Regions from separate parts of the Homo sapiens genome. Here region 2 is linked to region 1. A link is a loop called in an ENCODE intact Hi-C map of the cell type or tissue named here. Cell type or tissue: PC-9. All regions are shown on one strand. Links, peaks and the distances in the headings refer to the core of each region. The heading gives the core; the rest is flanking DNA.

The links. A loop is a pair of places that touch in the nucleus more often than their neighbours do. Peaks named below come from ENCODE experiments on the same cell type or tissue, not always from the same donor. Only the 100,000 strongest peaks of a DNase experiment are listed, where the experiment ranks them.
Region 2: a loop joins it to region 1, with 9 times the contacts of the local background. A loop is called at or near these places in 80 of 110 quality-filtered maps.

The regions. Positions count from the first base shown.
Region 1 is chr3:138,918,974-138,926,726 of GRCh38, forward strand. No RefSeq gene overlaps it. Among named protein-coding and RNA genes, the nearest start is that of LINC01391, 21 kb to the right of the region's middle. RefSeq lists an enhancer at 4,532-4,581. In PC-9, for the core only: CTCF peaks have their summits at 3,566 and 4,659 (motif pointing left); DNase peaks (open chromatin) are centred at 3,008 and 4,648; H3K4me3 peaks cover 423 bases; H3K27ac peaks cover 1,420 bases.
Region 2 is chr3:139,324,892-139,332,644 of GRCh38, forward strand. The region is part of intron 1 of LOC124909439; the gene reads right to left. Among named protein-coding and RNA genes, the nearest start is that of MRPS22, 15 kb to the right of the region's middle. In PC-9, for the core only: CTCF peaks have their summits at 4,642 (motif pointing left) and 4,845; a DNase peak (open chromatin) is centred at 4,620; H3K27me3 peaks cover 287 bases.

The sequences.
Region 1 (7,753 bases), core at 1,760-6,759:
CACAGAGTGAGGACAGGTCTATGCTCATAAACCAGGATCACAGAGGTTCCTGCTCTTGTGAGGCCCCAGGCCATTGTCTACTGTGGTGCTTCCCAGGTTTTTGGAGTTCATGAGCCCATGGAGTATTGGGCAAACCACACAGACTTGTCAATTGTTGATTTGGCACATCAGGACATTATTAGCAAAGCCAAATTCTATTATCAATTCAGAAAAGAAGGGATATTTTAATACCAAGAGCTTCTAAATGTAAGCTTCTCTCATTTCACCAAGGACTGGTAGAATAGGTAAGGATCTGCTGGTAGACCTGGCTGGTTCCCTTCACAGTTGGGTTGCTGCCTCGAGTACTCAAGGCCTCGACAACAAAGGGAGGGATATTCATTGTGGTTGTGAGTCTCTCAAAATACAGGCTTCACAGTGTCAAACCCAGTGTTTCACCTGCCCAGCCTGTTGCTGGTCGCCATCTCTGGGCTCTGGCACCTTTGGGACAAGTTTCTGTCGTTGCACTTCCCACGTTGTTTCATGGGCTTTACTGCCCCCCTCAGTGGCTTGCTGGCTAAAGACAGGAACCACATTAGATCTGACTGCTGGCTGCCCAACACTCAGCAAGTGCTCACCAAATGCCTGTTGCCCACATGAATTAAACTCAGTTTCACTCTTTTGTATCTCCAAATAATGAAAGAAATACTCACTGTACACTGCTTGAAAAATGAGAGGGGAAATGGCCAATTTCATGCTGAGAAAGGAAATATATTTGCTAGTTTTTCCCACAGGCTATTTTATAGCTACTTGATTTCATTTAGGTTGTGGTTATTTTCTGCTGGGCAATCTTTACTCCAAAGAGATGAGGGACCCATGCTTTGCATTGTCCCACCTTCTATAACCATGGTTCTCAGCCTTGCTGCACATTAGAAGCACCTGGGAGAGCTTAAAATACTGATGCTCAGGGGCCCACCTCTGACCAGCTCAATCAGACTCTCTGGGGGTAGGGTCTGAACATTGGTTTTTGTTTGTTGGTTTGCTTCATCTCTGAGAAAAACTCAGTGATGAGTTTTTCTCAGTGATTGTAATGTGCGTCAGTGGCTGAGAACCTGTGGCCTAGACACACTTTTTGGGCTCTTGCAACCGAGTGAGAGCCAGTGGTGAGATGGGGGAAGTCATGGACAAGGAAGGAGGGGAGACTGGAATTCCAGATATAGTCCGCAACTTCCCGTGGACTTGGACTTAAGCCCTTGGTTTTATCTTCTGTAAGATGGGGATAATGACGGCTGTCTCAAAATGCTGTTGAGATGATCTGAATGCCTGGCACAGAGGAATGCTTGTGATGGTTTCATGTGTCAATTAGGATAAGCTATGGTATCCAGATTTTTGGTCAAACAAGTAGCCTAAATGTTACTGTGAAGGTTTTTTTTTTTTTTTTTTTTTTTTTTTTTGGAGATGGAGTTTTGCTCTTGTTGCCCAGGCTGGAGTGCAATGGCGCGATCTCAGCTCACTGCAACCTCCGCCTCCCAGGTTCAAGTGATTCTCCTGCCTCAGGCTCCCCAGTAGCTGGGATTACAGGCTCCCGCCACCATGCCCTGTTAATTTTCTTTTTTTTTTTTTTTGAGACGGAGTCTCGCTCAGGCTGGAGTGCAGTGGCACGATCTAGGCTCACTACAACCTCCGCCTCCCGGGTTTTCTTACGCCATTCTCCTGCCTCAGCCTCCCGAGTAGCTGGGACTATAGGCGCTCGCCACCACGCCTGGCTAATTTTTTGTATTTTCAGTAGAGGCGGGGTTTCACTGTGTTAGCCAGGATGGTCTCGATCTCCTGACCTTGTGATCCGCCCGCCTGCGCCTCCCAAAGTGCCGGGATTACAGGCATGAGCCACCGCGCCCGACCTTAATTTTTGTATTTTTAGTGGAGACGGGGTTTTGTCATGTTGGCCAGGCTGGTCTTGAACTCCTGACCTCAGGTGATCCACCCGCCTCAGCCTCCCAAAGTGCTGGGATTACAGGCGTGAGCTACTGTACCTGGCTGGTATTTTTTTAAAGCTATGATTAACACTTAAATCAGTAGATTTTATTTTTTATTTTAATTTTTTAATTTTATTTTTTATTTTTATTTTTCGGGACAGAATCTCACTCTGTTGCCCAGGCTGGAGTGCAGTGGAGCAATCTCGGCTCACCCACCAGCTTCCGGGTTCAAGCAATTCTCCTGCCTCACCCTCCCGAGTAGCTGGGATCACAGGCACGCACCACCACACCCAGCTAATTTTTTTTTTTTTTTTTTTTTTTTTTGTATTTTCAGGAGAGATGGAGTTTCGCCATGTTGCCCAGGCTGGTCTTGAAATCCTGACCTCAATTGATGCCCCTCCTCAGCTTCCCAAAGTGCTGGGATTACAGGGGTGAGCCACTGTGCCTGGCCTTAAATCAGTAGACTTTGAGTAAAGCAGATTACCCTCCTTAATAGAAAAGACTGATGTCCCTGAAGAGGTAGGAGTTTTGCTTCCAGACTGCCTTTGGACTCAGGATTGCAGTGTGGGCCCTTGCCGGAGTTTCCTGTTTGTTCGCATGCCTTATAGGTTTTGGATTTTGGCCATCTTGTCGGAAGGAAAAAAATAAGATTTTGGATTTACCAGTCCCTGCAATCGCAGGAGTTAATTCCTTAAAATAAGCCCTTCTCCAACTCCTATTGTTTCTGTTTCTTTGGAGAATGCTGATGAATACAATGCTCAATAAATGATTGCTACTGTTGTTACCATCTAACTCAGTAGTGGCTAGGGCTGGTTTGGGGCAATAAGTAAGACTGAAGCTTTATGGGTCAGGGCAATAGGCATTATCCCAAGGAAATGACAGTGATGAGCTCTCACTATTGAATTCCAGAGTGTGAAGTCCAGATGTGAAGATAAACGCAGGGTGCAGAAATCTTTTCCTTTTCCTCATCTGGAATGTGGAGATTTTCATCAGGAGAGAGGGCCTGCAGCACAGGGTACAGAGCTCCAGACTTGTGGTCAGGAGGCCTGGCTTTGGCTCCTGGCTGAGTCACCAGTTCACTATGCCACCTTGGGCAAGGCCCCAGCCTATTTTATTTTATTTTATTTTGTTTTTTGGCTCCCTGAGGGGGTTGAGCTGGATGATGCGTGAAGTGCTTTCCATCTCGCTGGGGTTTGGTTTCTGCTTCTTAAGTGGTTCCAAGTTGGGCCGCTTGTATTTATGCTCAGGAGAGAGGTCACATGGCTGAATTGTGGCTGTCCTATCCAGGGCTTGAGAAAATGCCACAGACCTTACCCCATGTACTCTGAGATAGAGAGTCCAGGACATGGAGAAGCTGGGCTCCTGCATGTCTCTGCTACTGGGATTCCCTTCCCAAGTCCCCTCAGACACACCAGGCCCTTTCCTGACAGCTTGCCCTGGAGAGGGCAGAGACCACATATAGAGCAGTGGTCCCCAACCTTTTTGACACCAGGGACCAGTTTCACGGAAGACAATTTTTCATGGGGGTGGGGGGTGGTTTTGGGATGATTCAAGTGCATTACATTTATTGTGCACTTTATTCCTATTATTATTACATTGCAATATATAATGAAATAATTATACGACTCACCGTGATGTAGAATCAGTGGGAGCCCTGAGGTTGTTTTGCTGTAACTAGACGGTCCCATCTAGTGGTGATGGGATACAGTGACAGATCATCAGGCATTGATTCTCATAAGGAGTGGGCAACTTAGATCCCTCACATGCACAGTTCACAATAGGGTTCGCACTCCTATGAGAATCTAATGCTGCCACTGATCTGACAGGAGGTTGAGCTCAGGTGGTAATTCGGAGCAGCTGTAAATACAGATGAAACTTCACTGGCTAACCTGCCACACTTACCTCCTGCTGTGCGGCCCGGTTCCTAACAGGCCATGGACTCGTACCAGTTGGTGGCCCGGGGATTGGGGACCCCTGATATAGAAAATTTATTATTTACCCCTGATATAGAGAATTTACTATTGCTTTACAAACTCAAGTGTGAAACAAACAGCATTAGTTGTGGTCCCCTTTTTCATTTATTTATTTTTTAGAGACAGGCTCTTGCTCTGTTGCCCAGGCTGGAGTAGGGTGGCACAATCGTAGCTCACTGTAGCCTCGACCTCCTGGGCTCAAGTAATCCTTCTGCCTCAGCCTCCCAAATAGCTGGGACTACAGATGTGTGCCACCAAGCCCAGCTACGTGGCCTTCTTTAAATGATCCAATTTCTGACTCTAAGCCCCCATCCTGCCTATTGTCAGGGGTCTTGGGACGTCAGTCTTCGGATATTATTACCACGTTATTTGCTCCCAGGGCTGCATGTCCTTGGGGCCTGGCGTCTCTTCAATTTCATGCCATGCTGGTGTGCCTGGGTCACAGGTACAGCCTATGATCATCTCCTCTGAGCACCTGCCATCTTCCCAGGGCATCTTCAGGAAAAATTATTGAAACTAGGAACTATTGAGCTTCTCTTGTCTGTGGGTGCTAGGGGCCCCCAGCCCTAACCCAGGCATCAGCAGCTTCAGTTTCCATCTACAGAATGCAAGATCTCAGCTCACTGCAAAACTGCCCTTCCTCTGGGTGCTTCCAGGAGTCCACAGGGGATGTTTCTTGAGTAACAAGCTTTTCTCTCACCTACTTCCACTTTGGACCACACTGCCCCCTTGTGGAGGGTGGTGACTCTGCCATTGCTTTATACGCCTGTGATGGCTGTGAGTTACGTTCTTGCCCAGGGTGCATCTGACAGCCACTCAAAGCTGCAGTCCTCGAGGATCCAGAGGGTCCACACAGTTGTGTGGTCCCTCGCAGCCAGGCTGTCACCCCAGCACTCCTCCCCTGATCTGAGTTGCACCTTGTGACCTGGGCATGGAGGCAGTGCTGCCTGTGGTCCTGGGACTCTTGGGATCCTTCTTGAGGAGGACTCTTCTGCCTCAGCCTGTGGCTTTTTTCTCCGTAACACAGGCCCAGTGTATTAGGAGTCTTCCAATTGCAGATGACGGAAACTCAGCTTAAGTTGTTTACAATTCCAATAAATAAATAAATAAATAAAAAGAAAGAAAGAAAGTGTATTGGTTTGTCACTGAAAACTCATGGCAAGTCTTCAGGTATAACTGGATCCAGGAGCTTGAACAGCGTGGTCAGAGCGCAGTCTTACTCCTGTCTGTTCTGCTTTCCTTTGTGCTGGCTTTACTCCCATGCAGGCTTTCTCCACTTGGGTGCTCTCTAAAGTTTTGGGCTTATTTCTTCCCCACAGCTATCAATCTTAGTGGAAAGAAGCTTCTCTTTGCCTTCAGTCCCTACAAAAGTTCTGCAATTGGGTCTCTTTGGCTCAATTCACTTGCTTGCCATTGAAACAACCCCTGTGAAAGACAGGGTGAAATATACAAATACACTTCCTCTCTGGCTGGGTGCGGTGGCTCACGCCTGTGATCCTAGCACTTTGGGAGGCCGAGGCGGGTGGATCACCTGAGGTCAGGAGTTTGAGACCACTCTAGCCAACATGGTGAAACCCCGTCTGTACTAAAAATACAAAAATTAGCTGGGTGTGGTGGCACACGCCTGTAGTCCCAGCTACTCCAGAGGCTGAGGCAGGAGAATCACTTGAACCCGGGAGGTGTTCAGCAGTAAGGTTTTCTGACAAGTGACCCTGTCCTCTTTCTTGGACCAAGGCTGGCCTGTGACCCCAGGGCCACCATTCCAGGTACTGGGTAGGCCAGCAACCTCTGAGGTGACTTGTCTTGACAGGATGAGTAGCCTCAAGTAGTTTGTCCCTTGGAGATTGGAATTAAGAATTTCCAAGAGAGGTTTTCAATTTGTAGAAGGAGTAGGGGCTGGAGGGTCCTCAGTGGCCATATGTATAACAAATCCAGGAGGGAGTGGTCAATTCAGCAGAGAACAGGGGGACATGCAAAAGAAGCAGGGAGGTCTTGGGAAAGATCATGCAGTCCAGGAGAGAGAGACAGGGCTGCTGAGAGACAGAGAGACCTCTGATCCCATTGGCAGTCCAGTCTCAAGACCATACATTGAGTTCCTTTTTCTTTATCCTGCAAAACTTTGTAGTTTAAAACACAAACACCCAGTTAAATCTAGCTGATTTATTTACAACTATAGACTGACTTAAAGATAAGCAATAGGCTGGGTGCGGCGGCTCACGCCTGTAATCCCAGCACTTTGGGAGGCTGAGGCGGGCAGATCACCTGAGGTCAGGAGTTCGAGACCAGCTGGCCAACATGGTGAAACCCCATCTCTAGTAAAAATACAAAAATTAGCCAGGTATGGTGGTGGGCACCTGTAATCCCAGCTACTCAGGAGGCTGAGGCAGAAGAATCACTTGAACCCAGGACGCAGAGGTTGCAGTGGGCCAAGGTAGCGCTCTTGCACTCCAGCCTGGGTGGCAGAGCGAGACTCCATTGCAAAAATAAATAAATAAATAAAGATGAGTAATAATATTCCAAGTGAGAGAAGGAAATATTCAGACTGCTTAACTTGTAGCTCACATATATTCATTATTTCTGTACCTTTTTTTTTTTTTTAATTTTGACAGGGTCTCTATCTCTCAGGCTGGAGTGCAGTGGTGGTGAGGTCTCAGCTCACTTCAACTTTCGCCTCCCAGGTTCAGGTGATCTTCCCACCTCAGCCTTCCAAATAGTTGGGACCACAGGCATGCACCACCACAGCGGTTAATTTTTTTGTAGAGATGTGGTTTTGCCACGTTGCCCAGGCTGGTCTCTAACTCCTGGACTCAAGTGATCCTCCCACTTTGTCCTCCCAAGGTGATGGGATTACAGGCATGAGCCACTGTGCCCAGCTGGTACTTTTTTTTATTTTAAGATTATAGTATTATCTGTCTCCCTATCAGCCATTTCATCCTCTCTTCCTTGTCAGGGAACTCTGATTTTGTTCAAGGATATAAGTAACTCAAATATTACATAGGGCCATGTGCAGTGGCTCACATCTGTAGTCCTAGCACTTTGGGGGGCCAAGGCAGGAGGATCGCTTGAGCTCAGAAGTTCGAGGCTGCAGCGAGCTATGATTGTGCCACTGCCTTCCAGCCTGGGCAACAGAGTGAGACCCTGTCTCAAAAAAGAAAAAAAATTACATAAGCAGAGTATGCGACAACAACAACAAAATCATAGAGACCTTGGCCTCTACTCTTAGGCAGATCCCAGTTATCTGAGTCAGCCATGGTGGTCTCATTCTTTTGCCAACAGTTGGTTTAGGAACCAGCATGTAACAGACTCAGTCCTGGCCCATGAGATGAATAGGGAACTCTACTGAGGGATTCAGGGAGAGTGGATCAGACTTCTAAGAAAGAGTCTGGAAGAAATGGCTCCTTTTCCCATCAGAATTTTTCTTTCTTTCTTTCTTTCTTTTTTTAAATTTTAAATGTGGGCCAGGTGCAGTGGCTCACACCTGTAATCCCAGCACTTTGGGAGGCTGAAGGCAGGTGGATCACTTGAAGTCAGGAGTTCGAGAGCAGCCCGGACAACATGGTGAAACCCCATTCCTGCTAAATGCACGCGCACACACACACACACACACACACACAAACACACGAAAAATTAGCTGGGCATGGTGGCATATGCCTGTAATCCCAAAATCCCAACTACTTGGGAGGCTGAGACATGAGAACGGCTTGAAATCAGGAGGCAGAGCTTGCAATGAGCCAATATTTGGCCAATGCACTCCAGCCTGGGTCTTACTCTAGGGAGACTCTGTCTCAAAAAAAAAAAAGAAAAATAAATTCTGAATGTGATGTCTGT
Region 2 (7,753 bases), core at 1,769-6,768, 410 kb after region 1:
TTTCTTAACCCCTGTACTTCCCAGCGGGCCACTCGGCCCTGACTGCTCCTTGGGCTTAGAGAACAAAAGCAAAAGACCCCAGAGTCCTCATCCGTCTCATGATTCTCCACCAACCTCCATCCCCAGATATACTTTGTCTTGAAAGCCACTTGGGGCCCCAAAATTGGGGCAGCAGAGAGCCAGCCCCATCTTGGACACTAGCTATGCTTCCCTGAGGGGGCCGGATTTCTGGAAGGCCTTAGTTGGGTTGGAGAGGGAATGGGCTGATGGTGTGAGCTTGTCTATTTCTCTGCTACATTCTGGGACCAATTACACTGATGAATTCTGGTCATCAGAGAGCATATCCAGCAAGGTTTCTGGAAAGGAAGGCAGACAGGCACTGTATTAGTCCATTTTCATGCTGCTGATAAAGACATACCCAAGACTGGGTGATTTATAAGGAAAAAGAGGTTTAATGGAGACTCACAGTTCCACGTGGCTGGGGAGGCCTCATAATTATGGCAGAAGGCAAAAGGCACGTCTTACACGGTGGCAGACGAGACAGAAAATGAGAGCCAAGCTAAAGAGGAAGCCCCTTATAAAACCATCAGATTTCGGGAGACTTATTCTCCACCACAAGAACAGTATGGGGGAAACTGCCCCCATGATTCAATTATCTCCCACAACATGTGAAAATTATGGGAGCTACAATTCAAAATGAGATTTGGGTGGGGACAGAGCCAAACCATGTCAGGCACTGAGGAGGCAGCAGCTGGCCAGACTGGCAGCCTGGAATGGTGATAGCAGTGGAAACAGGTGCAAGGAGGCCACAGTGAGGGAGAGGCTTTCCCTCCCAGGGAACATGGGTGCCTGCCAGCAGGCCGCCTGGCATGATGGGGGCGGGTGAGCAGCTGGCATGGTAGGTAGCCGGTGCACTTGGGGCCACTGTGTGCATGGCCATATTAGGTGCTTTACCAGCAACATCTCATTTTCCTCTCAAGTAACCCTTTTGAGACAGGGCCAACATCATTCCATTGCACAGAGGAGGCCTCAGCTCAGGGATGAGAAGCAGAGCACCCAGTCTGCCATGGAAGCTGGGGACCTTGGGAAGACTGTTAAATGGGCCCCTGGGCCTCCCACTGCACCACACTGTCCCTTGACAGCCACAGTCACAAGTCTAAGCCACATTGACAACAGTGGAGGGGGCTGCTCTGGACTGAATTGTGTCCCCCCGAAACTTGTATGTTGAAGCCCTAACACCCAATGTGGCTGTATCTGGAGATAGAGTCTTTAAGAGGTAATTAAGGTTAAGTGAGGTCATAAGGGAGGGCTGTAATCTTGTAGGATTTTGGCCTTGTACGAAGAGGAACAGAGGGAGATCTCTGTCCCCTCCATGGGCACACATGGAGGAAAGGCCATATGAGGACATAGAGAGAAGGCAGTCTCTACAGGGAGGAAGAGGGCCCGCGCCGGAACCTGACCAACCATGCTGGCACCCTGATCTCAGACTTCCGAGCCTGTGGAACTAGAAGAAAATTAATTACTTTTGTTTAAGCCACCCAGTCTATGGTATTTTGTTAGGGCAGCCTGAGCTGACTAAGACCAGAGAGGAGGCAGAGAGGTCCCCTTCAACCAGTGGACTCCTTGTAGAGTCTCATGAAGGAGTAGGGTTGCCAGATAAAATACAGGATGCCCAGTTCAATTTGAATTTCAGATAAATATTAAATAATATTTTTAATATAAATATGTTCCAAATATTGCATGGGATATACTGGTACTAAATGATTATTTGTTGATTATATGAAGTTCAAATATATCTGGGTGTCCTGTATTTTTATTTGGTAAATCTAGCAACCCGAAGGAGCAGGCCTGTGCTCCTGTGCTTTATCCCTATTTGATTAAGCTGAGCAGCTCCCCCAAGGGTTCTGAGCTGGTGTAGGGCCTGGCTGGCAGTGGGACACAGGCACCCTGGTTCCAAGCCCTGGCCCTTTCCACACAGCTGCCACCTCTGAGAGCTAATTGCTGAACAAAGTTGCAACCTAACATCTGGGGCATGTGTCAAGCCACAACAGAGCCTGTCTTCCCTTTCATCAGGCAGGGCCGGGGGAGCTGCTGGAGCCATCAGAGGGAGGGAAAGCCCTCAACTCAAAGGCCACCTCACCAAGAATTCCAGCTCCCGCCCTCTAGATTCGCTTTTGGCTTTGTTTCTCAGACTCACTTGGCTTTGGGGACTGAGGTTGTACTTGTATGTAGTAAGAATATACTGTTTATTTTTTCCACTGGGGGGAAAATACCACCTCCATTAAACTGTGCATTACGCTTTTCTAAATCTTTTACATCTATCCATTAATTCTCATGGCAACCCTGTGAAATGCCTGTGTGTACTGTTATCCCCATATTGCAGACAGAAAAACTGAAGCACAAAGCACTCCTGACACAGATGGGAGTTGGCTTCTCAGCCTCTTTTCTGGCTCAAGGGTCTTGCCAGGCTACCACGGGGAGGGGAAAAAAATCACATAACATGAAATTGCTCTCAGATCTCAGAACATACATCTTGCCAAGCCGGAATCCAAAAAAACCGAGCCTCCCATTGCCCCAGATTCTGCCTTCTTCCCCTGCCTTTTCCCTGTAGGAAGAAGGATCGTAATGCACGGAAATAAACTTTCCTCCAGAGAGGCAGTCCCCATGAGTATCTTTAGGCCAACTCAACTTCTCCAATTCTTGCCCTTCTACTCCTTCTGTAGGCTTTCTGTTGCTGGGGTTCAGAGTTGATGTTCAAGGGATGTTTCACCCAAAGTTATCAAAAATGATGGGCACTGTGAACATTGGCATTTGGGAAAGATTCTCAGCCACAGGCAGAGAATGGAAAGCAATTTCAGGTGCCTCCTTTACTTCCCAACAGAAGAGCCCACTGGCCAAGACGTCTGGCCCACAACTAAGGCCTCCTGGCCAACAGTTCCAAGGATTGGTGATGAGGTTGCTGTGGAGGGAAAGCCAACCCTGCCACTCTGTGTAGGAGGAGGCCAGGCTGGCTGCAGCATATCTTCCTTCTTGTGTGTGTCTGGCATGTGAGCACAGCACATGGTCCTGTGGTTTTGCGTGGCTTTCCCTGTCCACCACGCATTTCATTTCGTGTGTGTGTGTGTGTGTGTGTGTGCTGGGAGTGGGAGGCCGCTGTGGTTCCATAACCCAGCTTCTCTCTGAGACAGCTCAGACAGGCCTGGGGCTGGGCTTCCTGCCTCGTGGGGAGGTGGGAGGCGAAGCCTGGAGACACTCTTCCTGTGTCAGGGCAGGTGAAGCATGTGTGTGAACAGCACTGAATCAGCTGTCAAGGCAGTCTACTGCGGCCAGCTGGGCCTGTCCTCCAGAGACAGAAAGAACCAGCGGACCTCGACCCTCAAGCCCATTTCAACCATCAGGAGAACTTGGAGGAGGAGCAGTGTTTTGAATCAAGTGTTTCACAATTAAGAGCAGGGTGAAGTGCACAGTGATTACAAGAGCTTCCCGGCTGTGCCCCTCTCCCATTCCCACCGCTGCTGGAGGGACCTGTCCAGGGGCTGCCCCTTCTTAGATGGAGATTGAGAATCCATAAATATTCCCTGATGGCTGCAGAACTGGGTTCAGATTCAGTGTCCAGGCACTGAAGGCCCCCTCAGTCTGGCCCTGTCTTCACCTTCTGGCCACATGGGCCAGATCCCACTCGCTGACACTTCCCAATCACTATGCTTGTGTGAGTCCCACTCGCTCTCACACCCTTAACCCTGACTACCTGGCTCAAGGCCCATGTCTCCCTCCCACCCTGCTGTCATCTTCCTGGCACTTTCTGCCCACACCAGCCACTTTGTACATGTCCCAAGGCTGTCCAAAGGTGTTATCTTTTTGTGATAACCACATCTCACAGGTGGCTAGAGATTTCCAACAGACAAAGCACATCCACAAGACACATCATTTATTTCTCACTGCAACCCTACAAAGTAGGGATTACTGTCCCCACTCTGCAGATGAGCCTCAGAGGAGTTACCGCAGTGACTCTGACTTTAAATTACTGGTTTGTGGAGGCTGAGCTTGCGTTACAGATTTGATGGGCTCCTGACGCAGGCTCTCTCCTCTACCACACCCTGAAATTCATGGCAAAGGCCTGTGGGCACAGGTGGGGTTACCAAGTGCCAGACTAGATGGGAGGGAAATGTGGCCCCCACCTCATGGAAAAGTAAGTCTCCCCAAAGAAATGGTTGTGGAGATTTATCACTAAATTTACAGCATTAGAAAGAGGGGTTTGCATGCCCAGATGTAGCCTTGGGTATTTAGGAACTAGACAGGGTCTTGCAGCAAAGTCACCCTCTCTCCTAGAACGGGTGCTGTTGGCTCCCACAGCCCCCTCTGTCCTGAGAGACCCTATGCCTCTGTGGCAGGAAGGAGAGAGGGTGGAGGGTCTGTCTGCAGTGCCAGTGGAGAAGGTAGCATGAGGCTGCATGAAAAGGAGAATGCATTCTGTCTCTGTGTGAGTCCAAGAGATGCGGAACACGGAGCCGGGCTGCCCCAGCTCCACTGAGGGCGTGGCCCGGAAGGGCAGCCTAAGGTTTAATCGCCAGAGAGGACGCCTTGCTCCAGCGTTTGGCTCCCCACGGCGGTCCCACAGCGCCACCTAGCGGCCCCCCCGCCAGGAGAACACGCGTCCCTCACTACGCGGAGGAGGGCGCTGTCCAGGAATCTGGAGCACCTCTGAACTTGCTAGGTGCTTGCATGCCGCCTCCAGTGCCTGCCGCTTGGCCCACACATGCCTTGTCCACGCTGTCCCTGCTCCTTACCTGCACCCAAGATGACCATCCCCGCCCTTCCTCTCTCAAGTGATTTTGGGGAACAAATGAAAAGGCCGTAATGTAAAATGGTAAAGCGCTCTGCAAAGGTAGTACTGGGTACCACTCACTGAGAATCTTCTCTGCACCCCACGCTGCTAGACATGTCATGAGGATTATCACTAAGCCCCGTGGCAACACTGAAAGGTGGGGATTATCAAGCCCATTTTACAAAAGAGAAATTGAATTTCAGAGAAGTGGAGTAACACATACAAATTCACCCTACTAGTACAAGACAGAGCCGGGATTCACATTAATTTCAAAGCCTGTGGGTCTCTGGCTCCCCTGGGAAGAACCATTGCTATTATCATCACTGTATTCTTAGAGCTGCTGCTGCTGCTGCTGCAGTGGAAGAACACAGCCCCTTCCAACACACAGATATGGGTTCAAGCCACTTGCCACTCAGCAGCTGTTAGGGCTTGGACAGGCCACATACCACCCCACAGCCTCACCTCACACCTCCTTCCCAGAAGTGTCCTGCCCTCTTGCCACACCTCAATTATGTCTTCCTCTAGGGAGGTCTCCCCCACTGAGCACCCAGCTCTCAGGGTGAGGGGGCTTGTTGTCCCCAGATCTGCAGCCCTGCTAGGAGCCCCAAACTATCTGATGCCAGGCTCTCATGCTGTCCCCATCATTACCCACTCCTGTGTCAATATCACCTCCCCTCAGCTGGGCTGGGGCCTCCTCACAGTACACAGGCCCAACATGCGGCAGCACTCTACAGGAACTCTGCAGGGCGGTCTAGAAACATGCCCACACGCTCTTTCACACTTGTCCCTTCAAAAAGTGGAGTCTAATTCATCTCTCCTTGAATACTGGCCAGCTTTAGCAACTAGCTTCTACTGAATAAAGTGAGATGGGAGTGATGCTGTGTGATTTCCAAGACGAGGTTAGAACAGGTGATATGGCTTTGGACTGGCTCTCTATCTCCTGAGATGCCGACTTTTGGAATCCAGCCACCAGGATATGAAGAAGTGCAGGCCACACAGAGAAGCCACGTGTAGGTATTCTGCCTGACAGCCCCCACTGAGATCTCAGCTGACAGCCAACATCAACTGGCACACATGTGACAAATAAGCCTTTGGATGATCACAGGCACAGCCTTTGAGCTACTCCAGCTGGTACAAGAGAGGGCAGAGATGAGCTGTCCCCACCAAGCCCTACCCAAATTTCAGATTCACGAGCAAAATAAATGCTGCCAAGTTTTGGAGAGTTGGTTACAGTGCAGTGGACAACCAGAACATTCTGCTAACTTGCACAATTGTGAGCAGCCACTAAGTACTGAGCACACACAAGGATGAACTGTGGGCTCTGTCCGCCCCCCAGATCATCATCGTTGCTGTTCTCCAGTCCTTAGAAGGGCTGGTTCTTCTCATCTTTGCCTGGAGGCCTGGGCCCTGCTCTGCTAATTCTACTCATCATTATTTATTTATTCATTTATTCGATGGGGTATTTTTTTTTTTTTGAGACGGAGTCTTGCTGTGTCACCCAGGCTGGAGTGCAGTGGCACGATCTTGGCTCACTGCAACCTCCGCCTCCCAGGTTCAAGTGATCCTCCTGCTTCAGCCTCCCGAGTAGGTGGGATTACAGGTGCGTGCCACCATGCCCGGCTAATTTTTGTATTTTTAGTAGAAATGGGGTTTCACCATGTTGGCCAGGCTGGTCTCACGCTCCTGACCTCAGGTGATCTGTCTGCCTTGGCCTCCCAAAGTGCTGGACTGACAGGCATGAGCCACCGCACCTGACCCATTTATTCAATGGCTATTTCTTGAGCTTCTACTATGTGTCAAACACACTGATGTCTACTGAAGATATAGTGCTAAAGGCTCTGCCCTTATGGAGCCTTTAGCCAGGAAGGTAAAATAGATAATAACCAAGTAAACTAACAATTATTTAATTAAACTCTTCATAAGCACTATCAATGCAGGGCTAGGATACTATGACAGCATGTAACAGGGGAACCTGCTTAGTCTTGCTGCTCACGTCTCTGCAGCCCGCCTCATCCTTTAGCTCACTCCAACCACTCATTAGGAAATCCTCTGCCATGGAGACCCTCCATCCTAGACATTCAGTGGCAGTTCCAATTTCCTGGAATGTCATGCTTTTTATAATTGCTTCATGATTTGTATTAGTTTGTGAGTCCTCATCAACTATAGTTTTTAAACCAGAAGAAAAATATCCTTTGAAAATTCTAGGTCTAGAAAATGCATGGCCTGCAATCTTAAATTACTCCTTAATGGTATCATTGAGGTGTTTTTGTCCCGCCAACTTCATTGAGGAGGACTTCCACTTCCAACCAAGATAGAGGAACAGGGACCAGACTTACCTGAAATAAGGAAACGAAACAGGCAAAATATATAAAACTTGTTTTTAAGATACTGGACAGTGGCTTGAAATGAAGGTCAGTGATTCCTGAAAGAGAGGATACAAACAAGAGGATCCCTACTATTTTCACAACTTACTGCCTTGAGGGACTTTCCAGGCGATGGCACAGAGAGGGGAATCCAGGCAGAGCCTAGAAAACTCCCTGCATTCAGGAGATAACACTGAGTGCTCAGGGAGACCAAGGTGGCTAGGGTTTGCTAATCAGAGTACCAAAGAGACAGAGCGCTACACAGACAGGGAACTCAGGATCTGCAAAGGGTCCTCATCAATTACTCAGCAGAGTACTGATCAGAGCATGTGTATGAAGAAACTGCCTGAAAGCTGTGGGTCAGGGAAGGCATCCAGGAGGATTAGGAACAGTGGACAGAACACACACATAGAGTGCTGAAAATAGTGCCTGGTTCCACCAACAAGAATGGAACAACTCCTAAATTATGGGGCATTGGGTAGAATCTTTGTAAAGTCTTGCCTTAGTAATGGGAAATAAATAGCCCTAGATGGAGCTATTTATTTAAATGGCTCAACAAATTGTG